Linked DNA regions of Homo sapiens: region 2 is linked to region 1. The links are chromatin loops, found by intact Hi-C in ENCODE. Cell type or tissue: breast epithelium. All regions are shown on one strand.

What was found. A loop is a pair of places that touch in the nucleus more often than their neighbours do. Peaks named below come from ENCODE experiments on the same cell type or tissue, not always from the same donor. Only the 100,000 strongest peaks of a DNase experiment are listed, where the experiment ranks them.
Region 2: a loop joins it to region 1, with 16 times the contacts of the local background. A loop is called at or near these places in 1 of 110 quality-filtered maps.

What each region holds. Positions count from the first base shown.
Region 1 is chr11:70,275,067-70,280,066 of GRCh38, forward strand. The region is part of intron 2 of PPFIA1 (PPFI scaffold protein A1); the gene reads left to right. It also overlaps the pseudogene H2AZP4. Among named protein-coding and RNA genes, the nearest start is that of MIR548K, 6.4 kb to the right of the region's middle. In breast epithelium, no CTCF peak of the experiment used is centred here; no DNase peak of the experiment used is centred here.
Region 2 is chr11:69,433,489-69,438,488 of GRCh38, forward strand. It overlaps LINC02952 (long intergenic non-protein coding RNA 2952), which reads right to left. Exons shown (of 2, transcript NR_186235.1): 2 at 2,069-5,000. Among named protein-coding and RNA genes, the nearest start is that of LINC02952, 9.0 kb to the right of the region's middle. RefSeq lists enhancers at 1,075-1,904, 3,567-4,398. In breast epithelium, no CTCF peak of the experiment used is centred here; a DNase peak (open chromatin) is centred at 2,281.

The sequences.
Region 1 (5,000 bases):
TGAGAAGTCAGTTGCTCCTATGCTCTTCAGCACTTGGTATTGTTGGGTCTTTACATTTTAGCTGTTCTGGTGGCTGTTAGCTGGTAGGTGGCTCAGTATGGTCTGAATTTGCTGCTCCCTGATGGCCAGGAACATGCAGAGGTAAAGCATCTCTACCTGTGTTCACTGGCCACCTGGATGTCTTTTGTGAAACGGTTATCTTTTGCCCATCTGTTGATTGGGTTGTCTGTTTTGTTTTTTACTGATTTGAAGGAGTTTTCTCTATATTCTGAGTACATATGTGCATGACAGATTGTTTTTAGACTCTTGTGTTTGCCTTTTCACTCTCTCAGTTGTATCTTTTGATACATAGAAGTGTAAAATTTTTAATGTAGCCCAGTTGATCCATCTTTTCAGTAATGTTTAATGCTCTTTGTGTCCTGTTTAAGAAATTTGCTTGGTCAAGTTCATGAGATATTCTACATTGTCTTCTAAAAACTATTTTTTAATCTTCCATCTGAAATTGACTTTGTTTATGGTATGCGATGGGGCCAAGAGTCTCTCTTTCTTTTTTTAAATGGATATCTAGTTGACCTTGCATAATTTCTTAAAAGACTATTCTTTCCCCAGTGTACTACATGCAGTGTCATCTCAGTCCAGTGACTGTAAGTGTGTGGGTCTGTTTCTGGACTCTCTTCTGCTCCTTTGATCTTTTTGTCATCTTTGCACAAATAGCACAATGTCTAAATTCCCATAGATATAGTCTGTCTTGAGATCTGGTAATTTAAGAAAAGGGTACTCACTCGGTTGCCCAGACTAGTCTCCAACTCCTGGTGTCAAGCGATCCTCTCACCTTGGTCTCCCAAAGTGCTGGGATTACCACTGTGAGCCACCACACCTGGCCCTGTAGATATTCTTTATCAAAATGTAAAAATTCTCCTCTTCTTAGTTTGCCAAGAGTTTTTTAAAAACCATGAGCAGGTATTAAATTTCTTAACATGGATTTTCTGCATCTTTTGAGACAGTCATGTGATTTTTCTGTTATGTGGGAATTTAACTGTTTTTGTTTGTTTATTTTTGAGATGGGGTCTTGCTCCATTACCCAGCCCGGAGTGCAGTGGCACCATCATAGCTCGCTGTAGCCTTGAACTCCTGGGCTAAAGTGATCTTCCCACCTCAGCCTCTCAAGTAGTTGGAATTATAGACGCACGCCACTGCGCCTTGCTTTTTTTTTTTTTTTTAATTGCATATTGTTTGTAGCCTGGGGAAGCAACTTCAGGAGCTCCTGAGAAAGAGCACCTCCCTTTTAAAAAAAATTTACAATTGTAGAATAATTCCAACCTGATCTTGATGTATTCTCCTTTTACTGGATTATATTTGGTAGTATTTTGTTTAGGATTATTGCATTTATATTCACGAGAAAGATTGACTTATAATTTCAGTTTCCTTCAGTACCCTTGTTGGGATTTGGTATCAAGGTTATGCTGGTTTCTTAAAACAAGGTGGAATGTATTCCTTCTTTTTCTACTCCCTAGAAGAGTTCCTACGAAATTTGTGTTTTCTTCCTTAAATGTTTGAAATAATTCTTTGGCAAAACCAGCTGGTACAGGGTTTTCCTTGTGAGAAGGAAAAATTTTAGAATTAATTTTATAGGTAGATGTAGGATTTTGAATATTTCTTCATGTGTCTATTTAGATAAAGCATTTTTCCCCGCTAGAGATTTGTTCAGGCCACCCAGACTTTCCAATTTGTAAGTTTAAAGTGGTTTGTAATCCTTATTATCTGCAAGATCTGTAGTGATGTTCCCTTTTAATAATTCTTGATATCAGTAATTCATATATTATCTCTTAATCAGTCTTGTTGGGGGTTTGTCAATTTTGTAAGTTCTTTTAAGGGACCAACTTTCGGCTTTACATTTTTTTCTACTTACATTTGTTTTCTATTGCATTAATTTCTACTTTTTTTTTTTTGCTTTTTTTTTGTTTGATTGAGATATATATATATATATATATATATTTTTTTTTTTCCAGGCACAGTCTCATTGTGTCTCCCAGGGTCAAGTCCTTAGATACTTGAACTGGATTTAACTCCCTCCTACCTTTTGTGTCATTGTTTTATATATTTCAGTTTAATTTATATTTATTTTTAAAAATAGAGACAGCGTCTTGCTGTATTGCCCCAGCTGGTCTTCAACTCCTGGCCTCAGGTGATCCTCCCCCCTTAGCCTCCCAAAACAATGGGATCCAGGCGTGAGCCACTACACGCTTTTAGCTGCATCTTACAAGTTTATGTACTTTAATTTTAGATATACTTTTGCAGTATCATAATTATTTTGTACAGTTAATGTTTATTTAGATTTATCCTCTTAGTTACCATTTTTGTTGCTCTTCATTCTTTATTGTTGTTTCATGTTTCTGCCGGGGATTATATTTCTTGTTTTTTTTTTTTCTTTTTTTCTTTTTTGAGACAGAGTCTCGCTCTGTTGCCCAGGCTGAAGTGCAGTGGCACGATCTTGGCGCACTGCAACCTCCATCTCCCATGTTTGAGCGATTTTCTTGCCTCAGCCTTCTGAGTAGCTGGGACTATAGGCATATGCCACCACATCCGGCTAATTGTTGTATTTTTAGTAGAGACTGGGTTTCACCATGTTGGCCAGGCTGGTCTCAAGCTCCTGACCTCAAGTGATCTGCCTGCTTCAGCCTCCAAAGTGCTGGGATTACAGATGTGAGCCACTGCGCCCAGCCTATATTTCTTTTCCCTGAAGAACTTTCTACGGTATTTCTTTGAGTTCATATCTGTGGATAATGAATTGTCATTTTTGTTTGCCTGAAAATTTTCTATTTTGCCTTTAGTTTTTGTTTTGTTTTGTTTTGTTTTGTTTTTTAAGATGGAGTCTCGCTCTGTCGCCGGTCTGGAGTGCAGTGATGTGATCTTGGCTCACTGCAACCACCGCCTCCCGGGTTCAAGCAATTCTCCTGCCTCAGCCGCCCGAGTAGCTGGAACTACAAGCACGTGCCACCACGCCCAGCTAATTTTTGTATTTTTAGTAGAGAAGGTGTTTCACCATGTTGGCCAGGATGGTCTCTATCTGTTGACCTGGTGATCTGCCCTCGTCAGCCTCCCAAAGTGCTGGGATTACAGGCGTGAGCCACCATGCCTGGCCTTTTTTTTTTTAAATGTGATGTTTCACCATGTTTGCCAGGCTGGGGTCAAACTCATTGGCTCAAGCAGCTGCCTGCCTCAGCCTCCCAAACTGCTGGGATTACAGGTGTGAGCCACTGTGCCCAATTTGCCTTCAGTTTTGAAGGATGATTTTGCTGGGTATAGAATACTGGGATCGTGGTCATTTCCTTGCACCATTTTGTAGCAGCGAATTCATTGTTTTTTTAGCTCGCTTCCTTTTTCTTGACAAGTCAGCTTTTGGTGTTATTGTTGTCCCATTTGAAGTAATACTTCTTTTTATTTTCCCCTCTGGTTGCTTTTTATTTTTATTTTTTGGAGAGGATATGACTTTTACTGAGTTTATCCACCAGAGTGGAAATAATGTTTGTGCAAAACCAAATGTTTGTTACTATAACTCTCCATCACAATTAAAATCCAAACAGTTTTTTGAAAACAGTCAACTCAATCAAAACCCACTACTTCAGAATCAATAGCTTCTTTGAAGCCACAGTAACAAATATGGTTAAGACTTGAATGTAGAAATTTGTTGGTTGGAAAGCTAATTAAACTTCCAACTTGCTCAAGTAGAATTACAGAAAGGCAGAATTGTGTTTTTCACAGAGATATAGTTCACTGGAATCAGCCACACTGGACAGCTGGTAGAGTGTTTAGGGTCCTGAGATAATAAGGAATCCAGGCAGCCTTTAGACAGTCTGCTGTTGTCCTTTCTTCCCAATTAGAGATTTGTGGATGTGTGGAATGACACCTTTACCAGCAATTGTAGACTTGAAGAGAGAGCCCAATTCTTTATCTCCACGAATGGCAAGTTGCAAGTAATGAGGGGTAGTATGCTTTACTGTGAAGTCTTTTGACGCATTTCTTGCCAGTTCAAGTACCTCTGCGGTGAGGTACTCCAGGATGGCTGTGCTATTCACAGCGGCAGTCGCGCCCACACGTCCAGGACTGATTGTCCTAGATTTCAGGTGTCAGTGAATACGGCCCACCAGGAACTGCAAATTGGCTCTCTTGTGAGTGGGAAGCTGCCTTTGTTGGCCTTTCTGGAGTCCTTCCCAGCCTTACTGCCAGCCATTTTCAATTCTGCTGAAGCTCAAACAGGCAAGGCAGAGAAAGGACTAATCAGACACACAGCAAGATCTCACCATCTACTCATTCCTCACACCAGGATTTGAAGCTGCCTCTGGTGGCTTGTAACATTTTCTTTGCTTCAGGCATTAGCAAAACTTGGTATTTGTTGTATTGGTGGCCTGGTTCCTAATCAATTTTGGAAGTTTTGGCTCTTCTCTCTATAAATATTCCTATTTTCCACTCATCTTCACTCAGAGGGCCTCCATTTTTGTGTACATTAGGCATTTTTTTTTTTTTTGAGATGGAGTTTCGCTATTGTTGCCCAAGTTGGAGTGCAATGGTGTGATATACATTAGGCTTTTATCATGTCCTATGTGTCTCTTGTGCTCCTTTCCGTATTTTCTAGACCTTTTCTGTGTATGTGTCTAGGTGTGTGTGTGTGTGTGTGTGTGTGTGTGTGTGTGTGTGTATTTAGTTTTTAGAGACTGGGTCTCTCTGTTGCCCAGGGTGGTCTTGAACTCTTGGGCTCAAGCAGTCTTCCTGCCTTGGCCTCCTAAACTGTTGGGACTACAGGCGTGAGCCACCGTGTCCGGCCTGTGTGTGTGTGGGGGATGTGTGTGTGTGTATATTTTTGGGACAGGGTCTCGCTCTGTTGCCCAGGCTGTAGTGTAGTGGTGCAGTCTCAGCTCACTGCAGCATCTGCCTTCTGGGCTCAAGCGATCCTCCCACCTCAGCTCCTGAGTAGCAGGGACTACAGGTGCGTGCCACCACAC
Region 2 (5,000 bases), 840 kb before region 1:
GATATGGACAGGGAGAAGCAAGGAGATTGTAGAGGTTTCTGGATGGAGCTAGTGGAGGGGTGGCAGTGGGATTTACTGAGATGGGGAAGATGGGAGTTGAGTTGCCTGGGAAAGGATTGGACACCAGCTTGGACACGATCTGCTTGACATGTCTGGGAGACCCCAAAGGGAGATGTCAAGTGGATGGCCGGATATATGGGTCCAGAGTTTGGAGGAGAGGTCATGGCTGAAGAGACAAATTTGGAAGTCATTGGCATAAGGATATTTCAATCCATGGGAACTGATGAGGTCACCCAGGGAGAAGAAGGGTTGAAAGAGAAAAAAACCAAGGAACCCTCAAATCCCATGGGACCAGAAGCCCCAGGCGATCAGGGATCATAATGTTTCACGCATCGCTGCACTCCAGCCCCAGAGGAGCGGCCCCCTCAACAGGCACCCACCAAATCCTTGCTGACTGCAGGAGCGATGATGTCTGGGGGACTCCAGGGGACCAGCAAGTGGGGCAGCAGGAAAAGCGGGCAGTGGAGAACTGGAGATGCTGGGAGAAGAGAGTACTAGGAGGACGGAGTGGCCTCCTGCAGGGGAGGGGAGCATGGGACTTAGGATGAGGGCTGGGGTGGCTGGGGGGGACAGTCTCTGATGGAACCACCTGCATAGGTTTGTGGGCTAAGGCCAAGAAGTCCTTGGGGAGTGGGGAGGGGCAGGGTATGATCACAAGGGGGAAGCAGCAGAATGAGACCTGAGACGGGGCAGATATTTGACACACTGGGAGACTGAGGCCTGGGGAGGGGACATGGCTGCCCAGGCCACACCGCCAGTGACAGTAGCTGAGACTGGTACCTGGGCAGCTGAGGCCAAAGTGCAGAGGCTCAACCTCCGCAGGACATCTGCAGAGCCGTGAGGATCTGCCGCGACTTTCAGGAGTTTTCTTTCTTTTTCTCTATTTGTGGAATTAAAATTAAATGCTCAAATCAGCTAGGGAAGCTGGAGCGCTGGTCCCAACCCCGACAGGACCCACGCCTCCCCATGCCCAGCCCCACCCCGGCCCAGGCAGGCCACTCTGGATTTCCAGGGCCCGACCCTTCCCTGCTCTGGCTGGCTCCGACTTCCAGGCCCCAGGCCCTGGGGAGGGAGGGCTCCAGACTGAATTCCTAAGGCCGGATGGTGCAGGGTGGGAAGACCCACCTCCTGGGAGGTTGCTGGTTCATGAATTCGAAGGATCCTCCTTTGAATTTTCAAGAGGTGACACCTGAGACCTGCGAGAAAAAGAGCAAAGCTGCCACTGCCTGGGAAACCCAAGGCCAGACAAAGGCAAAGGCAGGAGGCTGGTCAGGGCCCAGGAGTGGGGCGAAGCTGGGGGGCTTCAGGAAGAGTGGGCAGGCCAGGCCCACGTGCTCTCAGCTATCCTGGAGGCCCAAACTCATGGGCCCCCAGGGCCCAAATGCACCCTTCACAGCACTCCCTAGAGAAAGGGGCAGGAAGGAAGGGGCAGGCCCTACTCCAAAAGTCGGGACCTAGAGCCTGCTGGTTCCCTCCAGGTTCAGTGCAGGGCTCCCAGCATTGAACTGAGGAGGGGACCACACCTCATCCAGGGGAACAGATGAGGTCACCCAGGGAGAAGAAGGGTAGAGAGAAAAGAGAAGAAACCAAGGAACCCCCAAATCCCAAGGACCGGTGCTGGGAGCCCCACATTGAACTTGCTGGGGAGGCTTACAAGTAGGTGCCATAGAAGACCAGAGACCTACCCAGGCAGGGGTCTGCATCCTGTGACCATGCCCTCACCTGGGACCTCAAGGGGGATGTGGGCATCGGACTGCCCCAGGCACTTGGACTGCTGCTGTGTGACCATGGGAGGCTCACAGCCCTCTCTGAGCCTGGGCATCCAGGAGCAAAGTCCCTTGGAGTGAGTGATCAGCACCTAGCGAGGACACGCTTCCTTAAAGAGTTGCCCATATCCTTACCCTGGGCCAGATGTTAGGAATTTGAGCTGCCGGCACAGGTCAGGGGCCAGCTCGGGGCAGGCACGGGGTGGGAGGGTCCACCCAGGAGCAAACTGCATTCTTGTAGGTTTTTTTTTTTTTTAACGGTCTGCCCTCTTGTCCTTCCCCTTTTGTGTTTGTCCCTTTCTTCTTCTGCCACCCTCTTCTGAGGCTTTTGGTATCTTCAAATTAGTTGAATGCTGGGACGACAACGGGTTTGGAAACACACAAGTCAACTCTAATTTGATCCTCCACATTTGGAGGAAGAGACAAGACTTTTGTCCCCCCGGGGCAGTGCCTCCGCCACCGCAGTGACGTTTCAGAAGTCTTCCAACAGCTCAGATTCTCTGGCAGTCCCTCTTTGCATAATCCACCGGAATCTGCCAGACAAAAGCCACTTGGGAGTGAATTTGGGATATAGGCAACATGGAGGAAGGTGTTCTGTTGAGACAGATGTTCTCAGGATATCCACAGCCTCAGATCACACCAAGAAGAGCAGGAGCTCATGTTTGGGCTCTGAACCCAAACCAGCAGCGACTTGAACCAGAACGTGGGGCTGGGATTCCCCCAGGTGTGGGCTTGTGTGGGCTTCTGGGCAGCCCCATCTCAACAGAGTGTTGGGAAACCGAGCTAGGTCCGTCTTGCCTGTGGGATGGCAGGGGTGCCTCTGCTCCAGCAAGGTGTGGCGGCCGCTGACCACTCGGCCAGGAGTTCTGGCTGCCCATGGTGCAGAGTGTCCAAGCATGACCCAAGGGGTCTTCCCAGCCTGGGGCCACTGACGGGCAGGTGACGCAGATACCTTGCCTGGCTTGGTGCACCTACAAATTGTATCCTGGATTTGTTAGCCATTCAGCAATGGTCTGCTAAATGATGAGAACAAGCCGGCACCCCAGGAATTGCAGGTGTAACAGCAAATGGGATAAAGACGCCGCCCTCACAGGGCTTACCGTGGAAGAGATGGGAAATCCAGACCCACAGCTAAGGGCAGGGCCAGAGGGTGCTGAGTGCTGGACGAAGTGAGACGAGGGAAGCGGGTGTGGACTGAATTGCAACCCCCCTCCAACAAGATGTTTGTGTTGAAGTCTTAACCCCCAGGACCCCGGAACATTTCCTGATTTGGAGATAGGGCCTTTACAGTGGTCACCAAGTTCTGAGGAGGCCATTAGGGTGGGCCCTAATCCAATATGACCGCAGTCCTACTAAAAGAGGAAGTTCAGGCACAGAGGCCGCATGGGAGGGAAGCTGATGTGGAGAGGCATGGGCCACCTGCAAGCCAAGGAGAGAAACCTGGGCCAGTTCCTTCCCCGCAGCCTCAGAAGGAGCCTGCCCTGCTGACACCTTGATCTTGGACTTTCATTTCTATCAGTTAAGCTGCCTGGTCTGCGGATCTTTTGGCCTAGCGTATGGGGCTTGTACTCCACACGTCTCCCAGGGCTCTGCAGGCCAGCACCGGGGACCCCACCCATGTTATGCTCCACTTTCCAGGGAGGGAAACTGAGGCTCACAGAGGTGAAGTCACCCTGACAAGCCCCACAGACCATGGCCCAGGCTTGCTAGACTCTAGGGACAGAGCCCTTCTTCCCCTCAATGAGGCCACTGACCTCTCCAGGTGAACGTTGTTGGTGCAGCAGGGCATGAACCAGCTCACGTGCCTGGCCCACTGGCCAGACCACAGCATGGCTCTAGCTGCCCTGTCCCTGGCTGCATTGCTCACAGCCGACAGGGGCAGACAGGTGTAGACACAGCCGCCCAGCCCTGCAGCCCGGCATCCCAGGAATGTGGTCAGCCACCCACACCACTGCCCCCACCCCAGCCAGGCGTGCTGTGTCAGCCCTGGGCCCTCCTGCCCTTCCCTCCAAGCCCCGCAGGTCGCCCAACTCCCAGGGCGGCTGCATTCACTGTTCATCCCCCAGGGGAAGAAAGGCCGGGACCAGGGGCTGGCCCTGGGCCTGCACCAACCAGGGATCCTGCTCTAAGGACCTGACAGCTGCTGCTTTGCCCTTAGAGGAAAGGAGACCTTTAGAGAGACAGGAGGAAAGAGAGAGCAAGAGAGAGTGAGAGAGAGAGAGAGAGAGAGAGACAGGGAGAGAGGGAGAGAGAGAGAGAGACAGAGAGAAAGGGAGAGAGAGAGACAGAGAGGCAGAGACGGAGAACACTCCAACCCAAATATCCTGTCCCAGTTTTGAGCACAGCTTGGAGGTGTCCCCCTGCTAGGGGAGGGGTTCCAGACTCCAATGTGTCTCTTTAGTGAAGAATGCCCTGAAAGCCTTCTAGAGAATTGTGGGTGCTTCTCCCACCCACCCCATCTTGTTGGGAGCCTTGCTGATTGAATACCTGGCTCCCCTGAATATGTCTCGGGACACTGCAAGTCAGAGGGCGGGCACAAGTGCCGGCACCAGGCTTCACCGCCACAGTGACCCTCAGGGTGGGTCTGGGGGGCAGAAAGGTCACGCCCTTCCTTTGAAGACAAGGGGCCAACGGGGGTGGGGAGGGGTCTTCCCTCTGAACACCTCCTCCTCCCCTCTCTTGCTGCACTGGGGCCCCAGCGGCTGCCTTTCCTCATACAAACCAGGTTGTACAGCCTGATCCACTAGGGAGAGCCTGGCGTGGGGGCAGGCGAGTCCTGACTGCAGGGGAGACGTGCAAGTGAGGAAGGGTGGTCCTGAGGAAGGGTGGTCCGCAGGGAGACTTCAGCCTCCAGAGACAGGTGGCCGCAGCTCCCCTAAGTCGCATCCCATCCCCTAGTCCAAAGCGCAGTGTCTGGTCACAGTGAGGCCCCAGAAAGGCTGGGCCTGTGTGGACACACTTCTCGCTTATTGCTTCCACTAACCCCACAAAGAAGACAGCTCCATTTCACAGATGAGGAACCTGAGTCGTGAGAGGTTAAAAGACTAGGGTGAGGGCACGGGATTGCAGTGGGCAAAGCCAGGCTCCTTGCACGGTGCGCCCTGGCACTCACTCAGAGGAGGCTCTGAATACAAAACCAGGATTGCACTGAGATAGCCCTGCTGTTTCCGCGCG